2 separate regions of the Mus musculus genome follow, and region 1 is linked to region 2. A link is a loop called in an ENCODE intact Hi-C map of the cell type or tissue named here. Cell type or tissue: heart. All regions are shown on one strand.

Region 1 (8,000 bases), 160 kb after region 2:
GCAATGAGACACAAGCCATTTGTATTTTCTTTCATAGTGTAGTAGATTATTAGTTATAAGCACTTTTATTCATTGCGGTAGAAAATTAGTCTTGAGAATAAGATGGGGATCCTGTTTTAAATTTGGGGGTTTACTGTGTTTTAAACATAGTACAGACTGCCCCCAGGATGTATTAGTATTTTAGAATGGATACTAAAGTAGTTGCTTTTTTCATTCCACAGAAAGCATCTATCCTCTTCTCAGACGGGGGTTCAGCTTTTTCACCCTGCCCTGGCCTTTAGCCGTTTTTATTGGGTCCTTTTTAAAAAAACTCACCCAGTTTGCTAAGTAATGCAATTATCAAAGCCAATATGGTTCCAAGGTGAGTTAAATAATTCAAGCAATTGATAATTCATAAAGGCAAAAGACTCTGCACTGATTCTTTTCCCTGCAGAGCCGAGGAAGGCTGCTCTAACAACCTCAAGTTTCATTATTTGCTACAACCAAAGCATTTTAGACTCCTCAGTCTTCCACACCAATATGACAGGCATCAGTCGCTCTTTGTACTGATTTTATAATGGATTCCTTTAGTAAATCTGTTCATCTATTTGTTGATCTTCTCCCCCCATCTCTCCTCTTCCCTTTCTTCTTTCTCCCTCTCCCTCTCTCCGTCCTTCTTTTCCACATCTCTGTTTTGTTTTCTTGAGACAGGATCTTGCTACCCAGCCCAAGCTGAACTCAAGTTTGCCGTTATCTTCCTGCCTCCCACTCCCCGTTGCTGGGATTATAGACATGCACCACACGCTGGTATTTATTTTTCAAACACAGAGATTTTATTGCAGTTAGATTACATTCTTTATTATTAATAAAAAGTTTTGCTGAATTTTTCTATGGGGGGTGGTGGATTTTACTACTAACAGTAGTAACAAAAAGTTTAAAAGTGTAGTCTTGCAAATGTTACCAACTTACTAGGAGGGCTTTATTTCCTGTTTCATCCTGTCAACAGTTCTATTTATAAGAAGCTGCCAGGGAATAGTGCATAGAGCATAAAATGCTCACGCAGAAAGTCTCAGTAGGGCATGTGTAACCTGCATCCCAGCACATCTGTAGATGACGATGTCATATCACAGTGTCAAAATGTTGGCTCCTTTGATACCTTTATCATCTCAAGATAATAAGCCAAGGATTCACCAAAAAAAAAAAAGTGTCCTAATGGTTATTTCTTTGAGATATTTTTCCTGATGAAATTTGTAGTTACATTGGGAAGTCTTTTTAAAACTGTATTAAAATGTGACTTGCATTACAAATTTCTGTATCCTGTCAATGTATTTTATTTCAATGACCTATTTATTTGGTGATTGGATGCCCTCTGCGTCATAGGGCATCCCAGTGGGAGAGCTTGTGCTTAGGTTAGCATTTACAAGGCCCTAGGTTCAGTCTCCAGCAGTAGAAGGGAGAAAAATCATATAAGCATTTTAAGAACAAAAATAATGGCAAGATGGCTTAGAGGGTCAGAGCACTTTCTGTGGAAATGCAGCTATCTGAGTTCAGTCTCTTTCCTTTGTGCTCCCCACACACACATGGAGTTTAAGATTATATAAACAAAGAAAACCTGCATCGATTTGAATAAGTACATAAAGCATAGAGAATATGATTTAACTAGTTTACTGTTACATCTGTGTAACAGTACATTTACATGTACATATACATATAAAATGTAGTCAAGAAGCAAGAGCATCAAGTCTAGGTAATAGTTGGGAAGGGAGGAGGAAGGTGCAAACGGGGAAGGATATAGAAGGGGCTTCAAAACTATTGGCAGTATGTCAAGCATCAAGGTTTTGCGGTTAGCCACCCCAAACCTACCAGTTAGAAGTGTGCATTTTCACATGAATGTATAATACAGACAGAGGTGGTCAGGGACAACCTATCTCCATTCAGTCAGAACAGGGGTCTGGCAGAAATCATGGGTTTAAATCTCTGTAGTCACTGAGTATTAGTGGCTGTTAGCTGGGACTTGCAGTGGGACAGAATCTGGGCATGGCCAGAGTCTCTCTGTTCTGCTCCTTACTGCCTACTGGCTGTGTTCTAAGGGAAAGAGCTGGAGGCCAATTTGCCTTCTATCCTGCTATCAGAAGTCTCCTGTGACTCCCCTGCATTCTAGTCATCAAAAAACATACATATTGTGAGGAATATGTAAAGACACACAGGGCTTGGAAACAATATGCAAATAACGCAAAATATTTTTAAAATGAAATTAAGAATATTAGCTGCTCTTGCCAAGGACCTGGGTTTGATCTTAGCCTACCTTGCAAGCGTGAGAAAAGAAGTTACAGCTCAGAGCCCATGTAGAAAATTCGGGTATGGTGGCACCTTTGTAGACTCAGTTCCAGGGATGTGGAGGCAGGTGTATTCCCGAGGTTCGCAATCTGGCCAGCCTTGTCGACTTGACACTTAACTATTTTTAATCTTTAATTTTATTAATCCTAGTTTCTTCTTTCTTTTCTTTTCTTTTTCTTTTTTATGGCTAGGGGTTTGCCAGTATTGTTTATTTATTTTATTATTTTGTAAAGCACTAACTCTGTGATGAAGTCTACCTAGTGTCTGTGCTTACACCTTGCAACAATAAAATAACAAATCCTTCAGGTATTTTACTTAATCTTATTCTTTGCAATTCTTCATCACTCATCTACCAGCATACCGACGCTTAATGAATTCAAAATCATACGCACTCTGTATTAAATGTACAATACCGCTGTGGGGTCAGTAATGCATTTCTTAGCTTCTAGTGCTATAAGGAATTTTTGGAATGTGCGTCATCGTTGTCTGGAGGAAGAAACTTATTTCGACAGGAGAAACTCCCATCTGGGAAAGCTTTGCTTGGCGTACTTCTCCCCGCAGGGTCGCTTTCTGGGTACAGCCTCCGAAAACATTAATTTCACCTTTAGGAAGACACCAACCTGTACTGTAAAACCCCAGATAATCCTCCCTGCGCGACCTCCAGCTCTGCGCCTGCGTAGAACGACCTCCGCGGCCGGTTGACGAGCAGGAACCTCCAAACGGTGGCGCCTTGAGTATCTCGTCTTCCGCCCGGCGGGTTTTACCCGAACACGGAAGGGGCGGACCATGCAGATGAGAATGGAGCTGGTGGAGGTCCTGAAGCGCGGCGTGCAGCAGGTCACCGGCCACGGCGGCCTGCGGGGCCTCCTACGGGTTTTCTTCAGGTAGGAGGCCAGGGCTAGACCCTGGGTCTCTGGGGACGCACCTCCGCTGGCTGCTTTCCTGGAAAGGAGCTCAGATTAGATCACTTTGGAGGTCCAGGGATCCGGTCAAGGACAAGTTCAGTCCCAAGAGTTGAGTTCCTTGGACTGAGACGTCTCTGGGCCCTACTCAGCCCCTAGTGGCGGAGCTGTGACGCAGGTGCTAGGGTAGCCGGGATGCTCCGGGCTCGAGTCCTGGGGTGTAATGAGGCTTAGCATAGCAACCCCTCTACCCCTCACGGTGACCTTGGGCAAGTTTTCCTCTGCACTGTGTACAGTAAGAAGTTGAAGGTGGCGATCATGCTAGTCCCGATTAGCCCCATAAATCGCAGCAAATCCGGAGGACCAGTGAATAATCCAGGGGACACTCGTAATACGAAGATGATGAAGTACTTTGACTGCCTGAAGGTTTTGCTAACTTAGTGTCTCAGGGTGCACGTATCTACATACGTGGACCGTAGCTGGAAAGTAGTGTTTTATATGCAATCTAAGCACATCAGTTGTTTGGTTGATTACCCCCCCCACACACACACACCTGTCTGCATGCTGCTGGGACAACACAGGAGACTCCAGAGCTCTTTGCCAGAAAGTTAATTCGTGAGCGTTGAGTGGCAAGAGCCTTCGGCTGAAGGCTAGAGGTGTACAAGCAGCGAGCATCCCCCGTAGCATCTCGTTCTTGTGTCGATGCAGAAACAGTCGGTGGTACGGTCTGTTTCTGGGTTTGTCTTGAACAGTGTGAATCATTCTGAGATGCCTTTTTTTTCCTCTGTGTACTTCTTAAAGGGCAAATGATATAAGGATTGGTACACTGGTGGGAGAAGACAAATATGGAAATAAATACTACGAAGACAACAAGCAATTTTTTGGTGAGTGCAGTATTTTCTTTTTCTTTTATTTTTTTAAGATTTATTTTATTATTATATGTAAGTACACTGTAGCTGTCTTCAGACACCCCTGAAGAGGGTGTCAGATCTTGTTACAAATGGTTGTGAGCCACCATGTGGTTGCTGGGGTTTGAACTCAGGACCTCTGGAAGAGCAGTCGGTGCTCTTAACCGCTGAGCCATCTCTCCAGCCCAGTATTTATAGATTTTGTGTGTGTGTGTGTGTGTGTGTGTGTGTGTGTGTGTGTGTGTGTGTGTGTATAAATGGATGGGGTTAGGATTCAGAGTCTAGTTTTGACATCATGCATGAACAGATACTAAGTGACTTGGAACGGAAAACTCAATAGGAAATTTAAAACGTGGGCAGAGGGGATGGCTCAGCCAGTTTGGGCACCTGCCACCATACATAGTGACCTGAAGTACACCCTTCAACGACCCCAGACCTCATCTTTCAGGTGAAGAAGCCAAGCCATCTATCACCTCATACTATTCTGTAGAGGTGTGTAAGCCAGACTTATGTGGCTGCAAGTTGGTGCCCCAGACGTTTGCATCTTATTCTGTAACATTTTCTTTTTTTTTTTTTTTTTTTTTTTTTTTTTTTTTTTTTTTTTGAGACAGGGTTTCTCTGTGTAGCCCTGGCTGTCCTGGAACTCACTCTGTAGACCAGGCTGGCCTCGAACTCAGAAATCCGCCTGCCTCTGCCTCCCAAGTGCTGGGACTAAAGGCGTGCACCACCACCGCCCGGCCAACCATAACATTTTAAACACAAACCACAGAACTTTAAGCTTTGGTCAGATTTTAAGTAATCTGAGCTGGAGCATCGTGGCTCCTGTGGTCCAAGTACTCTGAAGGCAGGGGCAAGAGAATTGCCAAAGGTCTGAGGCTAGCCAGGATAGCCTGGACTGCATAGAAACCCTATCAAACAAAACCCCAAAAACAGGTTTTCATAGATGACGCAGCCAAACCTTGAGGAAATGTCTTCGCCAAAGAGACTTGATCATATGACAGAAATGGCAACAGAGCCCCAGGGAGATATTCTTTCTACTCAGTATTTTGTTGTTAGGAATTAAAGTAACTTTCCTTCTCCCTCTTCTTTCTTCTCGTCTCACACTAAAATATAAGTACCTTTATTTTTGCTAATTGTTAGAATGATAGGTAGTATTGAAAATATTAAAATTTGTCATATAAAATAAAGAGTGAAAGCTGAGGTGAGAATATCAAGTGGTTCGGTGACCGGGAACTGTCCTTGTCGGCCCTAGGTTCAGGGATAAAAAGAAAAGGAGAGAACGTAGGAAGCGCCTTCTGTTGTGACTTTATTATTATTTTCTTTCTAGAAGGTTTTAATCACATGTACTTAAATGTGTTTTCATGCGTGGCTGTTTGAGTGCCGGGGTGCACGTGTGTCAGAGAACAACATGTGGGAGTCAGTTCTCTCCTTCCATAGTATAGGATGCAGGGATTGAACTCAGGCCCTCACACTTAGCCACAAGCCCCTTTACCTGCGGCCATCTCACTGGCCCCTGTAATTTTACTTGTATTTTAATACTGCGACTTATGCATGTTTTAAAGGCTTGAATGAGGGCCAGAGAGACAACTCTGTGATTAAGAGCTCTGGCTGCTCTTGCAGAGCCTTGGGTTCAGTTCATAGCACCCACCTGGCAGCTCACAGCTCTCTGGAACTCCAGTTCCAGGGGAATCTGATGCCTTCTTCTGGCCTCCACGGGTACCAGGCACACATGGGGTGCACATACGTACATACGTACTCAGGCAAAACACATACAATTTTTAAAAAGAATTTTTAAAAAATAAATACATAGTCTAAAAACAAATTCCTAGAAGTGGAGTTGCCAAGTGTGAACATGAACTTTCAACATAAAAATTATCTATTTATTTTATTTATATAATATTAATTACTTTATTTTATGGGTTTTGCCTGTGTGTATGTCCATGTGCCACATGCCTGCCTGCTGTCCATGGAGACATCAGGTCTCCTTGAATTGAAATTGCAAATGACTTGTGTATAACTGACCTGTTGGATTGCAGTTCATGTTTAGTTATCCATTCTTCTGCTTTTCTGTGATATGTGTTTTCTGTGCCACTCAGTCTGCTCTGGAATTCAGCTGTCCTGTCAATGGGTCTATGAGCTTTTGGGGTGTATGTGTGTGTATTTGTATACTATATTGGAGGTATGTGTGTATGTAGTATATGCTATGTATAGTATGTGTGTGTACTACGTTGGGTACATGTTTGTGTTTAATATGTGATGTGTATGTAGTATGTGCTATGTGTAGTATGTGTGTACAATATTGGTATATGTGTGTAATATGTGATCTGTGTAGTGTACGTGTACACAATGTTGAGTGTATATGTGTAGTATGGTGTGTGTGTGTGTGTGTGTGTGTGTGTGTGTGTGTGTGTGTGTGTTTGTAGTATGTGGACTGTGTGGGTGTGTAGGCCAGAGGACAACCTTGGGTATTGTGTCTCAGGTCCCATTCACCTTTTTTCCTTCCACTGGCCTGGAATTCACCAAGTAGGCTGGGCTGGCCCAGCCAGTTTGCCCTAGGGATCCACCTGCCTCTGCCTGAGTTGGTGTTACCCACTGCCATGCCTGGCATCCATCTATTTCTTTTCATTTAATGTGAGCTCTGGGGATCAAGCTCCAGTCCTTGTGCTTGCGAGGTAAGCACTTTCGGGACTAGTTCTCTTTCCACCTTGGGAACAGTTTTGGAAATAGTAGGTAGGTTACCCAGCTCATTTCACAGAGAGCTGATAAATAGTAAGGCAGCCATAGTGTTTTGATGCCGTGAACTGTCCTCTTAACTAACCACCATTTATAATAGTCACCATTACATAAGACTCAAATATTTCCAAAGGACCACAGTGTTCCTTATGGATGCAGTTTATTTAGAAACCCAGAATTAATGTGTGCTGTTGTGAGTACGTTTTTGCTCTGGTTCCTGGAGAACTTTCTTTTCTGGGAATTCCCTAAGCAGAGGGGGCCAAGCGTGCCTCCTCGTGCTCATTCTGGGTCAGACGTCGGGGAGAAGCAAGGGTTCTCCACTGTGAAAAGGTTGTGAGCCCAACCCTAGCTCCATCCCTGCTCTGTGATGCAGCTGGCTTCATGGTACAGCAGGATGTCATCCCTCGGACACACTGTTATGTTAGAACAAAATGATACAGTCTTTCCGGTTTTATGTGCGTACACTTCAGAAACTATCTTCTCCCTCCTCCCACTCAGGCCGCCACCGATGGGTCATCTACACCACCGAGATGAACGGCAAAAACACATTCTGGGATGTGGATGGAAGCATGGTGCCTCCTGAGTGGTAAGCGAAGTCAACGGGGTATAGGACAGGCAGTATTCACTTCACAGTAGAGGAAAGGTACTCACAGTGAGAGAGTCTGCTTCAGGTCGCAGGGGTCTTAAGTTACTCCACAGCTGCCGTGCCTTGAGCCACAATCACTCCTTTTCTCATACTCTGTGAGTCAGGGGCTCTAAGCAAAGCAAGATGGCTGTCTCTGCCCTGCGAGACAGAATCTTAGACTCATCTGAAGACATGTTCTCTAAGCAGGCGGCAGCTGATGCTAGTGGCAGAGGCTGTAGTCGAAATGCCTTCACACCTGTGGTTCTTCAGGTGCAAGCTCGAGAAAAAACAAGCAGAAGCCTCGTGGTCCTGAAGCTGATCTTAGAAATCCTTCTCACTTCTGTCTTCTGTGCACTGAAAGTGCTGCCCCTGTTCAGCCTGAAGGCATGTTAAATGACATAGTGTGTGTGTGTGTGTGTGTGTGTGTGTGTGTGTGTGTGTGTGTGCGCGTGCGTGCGTGCGTGCGTGCGTGCGTGCGTGTGTGTGTGTGTGTGTGTGTGTGTGTGTGTGTGTGTG
Region 2 (8,000 bases):
TGTGAGTCTGAACTATTCTACATAGTGAGTTCCAGGCCAGCCAGGACTACGTAATGGGGCCTGTCTCAATAAAACAAGGTGGTGCTCCAATTTATAACACAGGCAACACATTTTAGTGGGGGAAATGATGATGCCAGGCCAACCAGATATGCATATTGGGGAAAAAATAGCAGATCAATTGCAAAAGGCCAAAACTTTTAGAGAAAACATCTTTGTGATTTTAGGGTTACACGAGTATTTCCTTGGAGCATTATCCATACATACAAGAAAAAAAGATCAAGTGGATTTGAATGAATTTAGGAGACTGTATTCTTTGCAATGAACTGTTAAGAGTACAGAAGCTGCCACTGAGATGGCTCAGTGGACAAAGGGACTTGCTGCCACGTCATGAATTTGACTTCAGGTCCTACATGGTAGAAGCTGAGAATCAACACTTGCAAATTGGCTTCTGACATACACACACACACATACACACACACACACACACACATGTAATAAAAATTTACTTTTAAAAATGTGCAGAAGCCACATACATATACCCTAAGAGATGTCGGGTAGATATATAATGAAGGAATTGTACCTTTGTACACAGTTTTTTTTAATAGTAAGAGAAAAACCAATATAAAGACTCACAGTGGTCATCTTAAGTTCCATACTGACGATACAGAAATGAAAAACACACAAAAGTAACAATACACATCTATCAGACGGATACAAAAGCTGAAAGAGTGCTGGTGAGGATATGGTATAAGGAGACCTCTTACATGCTGCTGACAGGAGTGTCCATAACTGCTTTAGAGTATCTATGTAAGGCAAATACATCTCTTTTCTATAATTTAGCATTTTCAGTTCTAAGTATATACCCAACAAAAAAAATATGCTTACCAAAACCGCACATTGGCTCAGAGGTTAAGAGCACTGACTGTTCTTCAGAGGTCTTGAGTTCAATTCCCAGCAACCACATGGTGGCTCACAACCACCTGTAATGGGATTTGATGCTCTCTTCTGGTGTGTCTGAAGATAGAGGCAATGTACTCATACATATATTATTAATAATAGTAATAAAGAAAAGTCCTCAGTAATACTATTTACAACAATTTCAAAGCAGAAACTACCTAATGTACATCCCTCAGAAGACCTGATTAAAAAGAGCCATATAGTCACATGGAATACTGTATCAAAAAAATGCATAGGTAATTATATAAATGAATGTCACAAAGCAGCAAGGAAAAAGAAAAAGAAAGTATGTAAGTGATGCCTGACAGTGTACAGACAGTAAGAGCAGATGAAACTAATCTGGGTTAGTCATTACAGTTCTGAGTAGTACTTATCCTTAGGGTGGGAACCAGAAACTGACAAACAGCAGGAAGGAGGCAGTGGTGTTAGTGATGTTCCACTTATTATTCGCACACCCATCGTTGTGTACGCTCTTGGTATGTGTATATGCCTTATGTATACTCTCGTGTGACAATAATCAAAAAGTTAAGCAGAGAGCTGGAACAGTAAGTCTACACATATGATAATGGCAAAGCAGTAGATGAATAATTCATGCAGAGGCTAACGAGATGTTAAGAGCATTGATTGCTCTTCCAGAGGACGGGGGCTGGGGGGTTCAGTCACCAGCACCCACATGTAGGCTCACAACTGTTTATAACTCTAGTTACAGGGGATCTCACACACTCTTCTAGTCTCCAAGAGCACCAAGCACACATGTGGTGCATAGACATCCATGCAGGCAAACTATCCATGCACATAAAATAATAAAACATAAAAGCAATGCACTGACCAACAGAAAAGAAAACAGAAGGAGAATTCATGTAAATCAATTTTTAAGAAGCTAGGCTGAGAGTACTTATTAAGCATGGGGAAGCCATGAGTTCAACCCCTAGCACCAAATTTTTAAATGCTTAATAAATCTATAAATGTAAATCTAAGAAACATAATGTTTATATTATTGTGGGACATGATGGGATACACCTATAATACCAGGAGGCTAAGATGGGAGAGTTCAAAGTTCAAGACCAGCTTGGATTCCATACTAAGACCCTTTCTATCTCCGAAAAGAAAAGGGAGTGGATGAGTGGGAACAAGATTAATGACAAAGTTAAATTTACATAAAAATAGATTCAAAACTCTGTGGTACATCTTTCACACTAGAAAACCAAACCAAACCAAAACAAAACCCCATGCAAACATAGTCACACATTTGAAACTTCCAAGATCTTTTTTTTTTTTGCTTTTATCTTTTGTAACAAAATGTTTTCTAAGATAGGGTCTCTCCTATCTCACCCTAGTCTCTAACTCACTAAGTAGCTGATACTTTGAAGTTCTTATGATGCTCTTAAAAGCACCTTTTGAGTGCTGGAATCCCAGGCACGTGTATACCACCCTATCAGGTTTGTGTGGCGCTGCCAATTGAACCAAGAGACTTGTGCATTCAAGCCAAGCGCTCTACCCATTGAACTACATCCCCAGACCAATAAAACTCTGCAAACCAAAAACACACTTATTATGTCCAGAAACCAAAGAAAGCAGGGTAAAAAAATAAAAATTTCAGCCACCTACTTTTTTCTCCTCTTTATCTCCCACATTCAATCTGTAGCCATTCCCTCAATTTCATATTAGAGATGAATATCCAAGTCAGTATTAATTTTTCTGACTTCCAAAATGTATGCCTTTGTCCTCTCTACTCAAGTCCTCATATCTAGACCCTTCATAATAGCAAAGCAGTCATATTTCCCTCCTCGATACTGTAGCTATATTAAGTCACTTTGCAACCCTCCATACTCCAGCCCCTAAAGCTGCACGTTCAGTATTGTCACCCCACCCCGATCTTTGGCATACATAAAACCCTTTTCCTGGAGTACATTTTCTCCCATCAATCTTCCTAATTTCATTCAGAGCTGAAGATTTACCTAGGGTATCACTTGCTGTGTGTAGCTTTTTAAAGTGCTATGAGTGGACAATGGGTTCCAAATTATGCTTCCACGGGCAGTTTTTAGATATCTCAATACTTCACATTCTGTACCGTACCTCACCCTCCCATTATACACCACGGGGGATTTCTTCTCTTTCTCTTGTATGAATTCCCTGAAATCTAGTTGGCTGAGGGAAAGTATGGCATACATATTCAATACATACACATACACGTTCCAGGGTGTGGGTATTGACCTGTCTGATGGGGTAAAAATGGCACTAAAGCCATTAACTAGGCTTTATTTTTTAAATTCAAGATGGCAGAGACATCTTAAAATAGTCCAACACAAAAGCATTCACATCCAGACCAGAGCTTCCATTCAGAACTGGCTACACTTAGCGCAACAGCAAGGACAAAAGAATGGAACCTAGGTGCTGAGACGCCAGAGCTCACACCATTGGCCACAGGTCTCACTTAACAGACCTTAAACCCCACATAGAAAGGCACCTGCTGCCTGCCTGCATTCCAGAGGCCACACCTTGATGATGATGATTATGATGATGATGATGACCGGAGGCACTTATGGATTAACAGGCCCGCAAAAATCAAAGATAAAAAGGGAAGGAGGTTAAGTAGTAGACAGAATATCCAGCACGTTTCGGCCCCGCCCCAACGAGGCGCAGTCCAGGGCGGTGCAGCCATAGGGTAAGAACCGATCAAGGCTCCCGCCCAGGGCCGGTCAATTGCGCCGGGTCTGGGAATTCTGGGCGAGCTCGGGGCAGAGGCCAACCACGCCAGGATCCCCTGAGCTATACCTGTCAGGCGGCTGCAGCAAGTAGGCCCCGAAACAGCGGAGGATTGGGGACCCAGGCCCGCAGGCGCCCGTCACCCTATCCCTCCCCTCTGAATCGCTTTGCCTTCTCGCTCTTCCTTTAGTCCTTCGGAAACAAAGACGGTCCACACTCCCCGCCATTTTCTCCTCACCTCAAAAACCACCTCTTCGTCAAACTCCGGTGTCATCCTTCTCCGCCATACCACCCGCCTCAGCACGATGGGAAATGAAGGCAGGAGGGCGGGCAGCACCCAGGCTTCGGCTCCTGCCCACCTCGGGGGCACTGAAAACTACAACTCCCGGCATGCATCGCGACCCACGCCCCTTTCCGACCTGCTTATTGGAGAAGAGGGTGAGCGTGTAGGCTGGAGGGGCGGGAGCGGGCGGGCGTTCCAGAGCTCCTATTGGAGAGAGCTATGGCTTTTGTCTGCCTTTTACATCCCCTGACTACTAGGGGGCGCCTGGAGCGCGGATTTTTCTCTCAAGTTGAGGTGGGGCGCGCGTCCGCGAAGCCGCTGCGATCTCCTCTCGTGCGCGCGCCTGGCGATCGTCCCGGAGCGCGGCGGAGCGGCGCTCGTGCACGTCCCCCTGTCGCTGGCCGCTAGCGCCCGGGTCCGCCGGAGGGTCGCGGGAGCCGGCGTCCGTCCTTTGTGAGGCGCTCAGGCGGTGCGGGACGGAATGTGGGCGCTGCGGGGACTTTTGTCTTCTGCTCAAACTCTGGGGAGTGTGGACTGAACGGGAGCCATGGACTGAGGGCGTGAGCCGCGCGGGGCAGTCATGACTTCTGCCGCGGGTAAGTGGCTGCGCTCGCGCCGGGCTGGGGAGTAGTCGCGGCGGGCGCCGGCGGGCTCCGGCTCCCGCTGCGTTCCCCGCGGGTGGGCGGTGCGGGACTGGCGCCGGTCGCCCGCGCCCGCTGTGGGGTCCCCGGGATGCGTCCCCCACCCCTGAGCCCAGGTGATGGGACGGCGTCGCGGAGCTTGCTCGGGTTCCGTGACTTAGGCGCTGTCGCTGCCTGTGCGCGGTGTGGGAAGCGTGGAGTCCGGTGTGGAGGAGTCAGTTATTCTAAGCTAGGACAGTTTTCCAGCGAGTTGAAGAAACTCCGCCACTAGCCCGCGTTGCTTGAAAACCTAGTATTTATTGACTGAAACTCTTCGCGCTTGTAAGGAGGGTTGGATAGAGCTGTTTGCACCCTGGTGTTTTGAGCCCTATTACCTGAGTGAGTATGGACTATTAGTTGGTAAAATAAAACAAAACCGAGTTGCCCCCTCCCCTGCACCTACCCCTCCCTGTTTTTTGCTCATCTTCACCTTTTCCTTCCTTCCTTCCTTCCTTCCTTCCTTCCTTCCTTCCTTCCTTCCTTCCTTCCTTCCTTCCTTCCTTTCTTCCTCCCCCCCCCACCCCCCTCGTACCTGGACTGTGTAAACAAAGCCCTATTTTCAGTCTGCCTCCTTTCCACTCACCCAAATGACAAAGCCTCTCCTTACCTTTGTGTGAATTTAAGCACTTTGGCTCATTGTGTTGTGACCTTTTTAAGGAACAGTTTCTAATCTTCCAAATTTGTGTCCAAGGGACAGTCTCTTTATAAGAACACAGCACATTTTCAAAGCCAGAATTTAATAAGGTATGGGATATATTAAAGGCATCTTTATCCACATCAGAAGAAACTTTGATGAGAGATTTTGTAGTAAAAGAGCGTAAGTTTCACTTCAGTTAGGTCTAGAATTAGCACTTAAGTATCAGATTAAATTTTCTTTGCTTTTTTTGGCGTTTGTTTAACATTCCTGCAACTTGAAAACTGTCAGGAGAGCACACACACTAAATGTTCTGATTTGTACTTCTAAAGCCTTGAAGGAGTCACACTGCTAGGCAAAATCCGGATTACTTCAAACAGGCAAGAAATTAGTAACAATAAGAAAGTGAGACCTTTATTCTCTTTGAAGTGATGTGCATTCATCACGTGATCATCATGCACTGAGTTATTTACAAACGTTTCTCTCAGTTTTGGGATGTGTTCCATTTAAACAACGGATCGTTTTCAGCCCAAGTTTCTGTACCCTCGCCATCGTTCAGCTTTTTAAAATGACTGAATTAATATAATTAATTTAAAATAAAAACTTAAAACTTAATAATTAAAATTTCTAGAATTCAGTCAGGAAGTTTACGATTGTTTTCTTCAAATTAATCCAGAACAAGGCTAGCTATTTTTATACTTATCAACTTTACAATTAAGGAAATCCACAGCATTTTTGTGGTATTTAAAAGAGAGACACTTCCTGTGTCTAGCTGAGTGAGTTGATTTTTTTTTTTTTTTAAGAATGGCTTGCTGAGAATCATTACTTTTTTGCTCACCGATTTGATGAGATTTATTGTAAGTTTTTGTTACATCTAGGGGGATACGGAAGAGGACTGAGGTTTCTCTTTCCTGCCCATTATATGAAGTTATACATACATTTCCTTGCTAGTCGTGTGTGTGTGTGTGGGGGGGGGTTTCATAATAATGAAATTTATTAAAGCTTTGGGGAAAATTACTAATGAAGCAGAGCGTTAGTTTTAGCCTGATCTAGTGTAGTTGGGAAGGGTGGCCTAATTTATTATTAGGGGGCTGTTGTACCACCTTTAAGTGACAGGTGTCCCGAGGAAGAGTTTGCTTTGGTTTTGCTTGTTTTTATACAGCGGTTGAAGTGTGAGCTCATAGAGGAGATTTTTTGAAGTATTCTGAGTAGTACATGGAATAAAAGAGAGTTAATTAAAAGTAGCTTTCCATCATAGTGTGCATAAACATCTCACTATTCTCATTCATGCCTGTACGGTTTTGTTTGGGGCCTCGTGGAATAGCCCAGAGAGAGAGTGTGCTCGTGAGCCACGGCCACCTGTGTGTAACAGATGACAAATCTGTTTATAGCAGTAAGACAGCAGTGGTCCTTTCTACCTTCGCTTTCCCCTGCAGCCAGACAGCTGTGTAAATAGAAGATTTGCCGAATTGCTCTAAGGAAGCATTTGGGTCTGGATGTTAATATTAATATCAAGATCCAGAGGTGCAGCATTCATTTCCAAACAGTGTGTACTGACTATAGGTTTTGAGCATTGGAGTGAATCATAACATAATGTCTTATTGGTGTTGTTTTGAGCCATTCTTCTTTCAAAGCATTACAAATAATAAGGGCCAGTGAGATGGCTCAGTGGTTAGGCTCTTCCTGTCACAGCCTGCTGACCTGAGTTTGGGCACTGGGGACCCACGTGATGAAAAGAGAGAACCAAGTCTTACATGTTTTCATCTAACACATGTATGCAGTGGAATACACACACACACATACACACACACACACACACACACCACATAATATATAATTTTAAAAAATAGTAATGAAGCTGACATAGTGTTGTGCCTCTGTAATCCCAGGACCAGAGAGGGTGAGCCAGGAAGACTGCAGTTCAGGGATATCCAGGGCTACATTGCAAAGCCTGTCTCCGAAAACTAAAAATAAAGAACTAACAGTAAGGAAAGGTTTCATATATTGCTGTACCAGTGACTTGGCACTCACTTGTTCCTATTAGTCATTAAGGAATTACACAATGATCCTATTGAAGTTCACCCTGCTTGCTTTTGAAAACATCATCTTTTAAAGGGATTTATTTGTAAAATATGTATGTATATATATTTGTGTGTAGTAGGTAGAGGTTTGTGCGTGTGAGCACAGGCACCAGCAGAGTTCAGAGCAGGTTGTTGGATTCCCTAGAACTGGAGTTCCAGTCGGTTGTAACCCTTCCCAACTCTCCAACCCCCACTCTCTACCCTAGCCACATAGGTGCTAGGAACTGAACTCCGCTCTTCTATAGGAACAGTATGTATTGCACTTTTTTTTTAAAGATTTATTTATTTTATGTATGTGAGTACACTGTAGCTGTTCAGATGGTTGTGAGCCTCCATGTGGTTGTGGAATTGAATTCAGGACCTCTGCTTGCTCTAGTCGGCTCCGCTCGCTCCGGCCCAAAGATTTCTTTATTATTATAAATAAGTACACTGTTGCTGTCTTCAAACACACCAGAAGAGGGTGTCAGATCTCATTTCGGGTGGTTGTGAGCCACCATGTGGTTGCTGGGATTTGAACTCAGGACCTTCAGAAGAGCAGTCAGTGCTCTTAACTGCTGAGCCATCTCGCCAGCCCATGTCTTGGGCTCTTGACAACTGAGTCATCTCTTTAGCCTTCAGAACACCATTTGATGTTAAATTGGATATTGAAGTTAAAAATA

Evidence for each region. Hi-C counts contacts between places; a loop is a spot of excess contacts. Peaks named below come from ENCODE experiments on the same cell type or tissue, not always from the same donor. Only the 100,000 strongest peaks of a DNase experiment are listed, where the experiment ranks them.
Region 1: a loop joins it to region 2, with 2.8 times the contacts of the local background. A loop is called at or near these places in 3 of 42 quality-filtered maps.

What each region holds. Positions count from the first base shown.
Region 1 is chr10:94,195,931-94,203,930 of GRCm38, forward strand. It overlaps Nr2c1 (nuclear receptor subfamily 2, group C, member 1), which reads left to right. Exons shown (of 14, transcript NM_011629.3): 14 at 1-1,284. It overlaps Ndufa12 (NADH:ubiquinone oxidoreductase subunit A12), which reads left to right and starts at 3,105. Exons shown (of 4, transcript NM_025551.4): 1 at 3,105-3,200; 2 at 4,020-4,102; 3 at 7,358-7,445. The coding sequence starts at 3,115. In heart, a CTCF peak has its summit at 3,368; a DNase peak (open chromatin) is centred at 3,061; H3K4me3 peaks cover 2,056 bases; H3K27ac peaks cover 1,422 bases.
Region 2 is chr10:94,031,769-94,039,768 of GRCm38, forward strand. Vezt (vezatin, adherens junctions transmembrane protein) reads right to left here and starts at 4,031. Exons shown (of 12, transcript NM_172538.5): 1 at 3,902-4,031. The coding sequence starts at 3,937. It overlaps Fgd6 (FYVE, RhoGEF and PH domain containing 6), which reads left to right and starts at 4,233. Exons shown (of 21, transcript NM_053072.3): 1 at 4,233-4,542. The coding sequence starts at 4,527. In heart, a CTCF peak has its summit at 4,207; a DNase peak (open chromatin) is centred at 4,193; H3K4me3 peaks cover 3,201 bases; H3K27ac peaks cover 2,134 bases.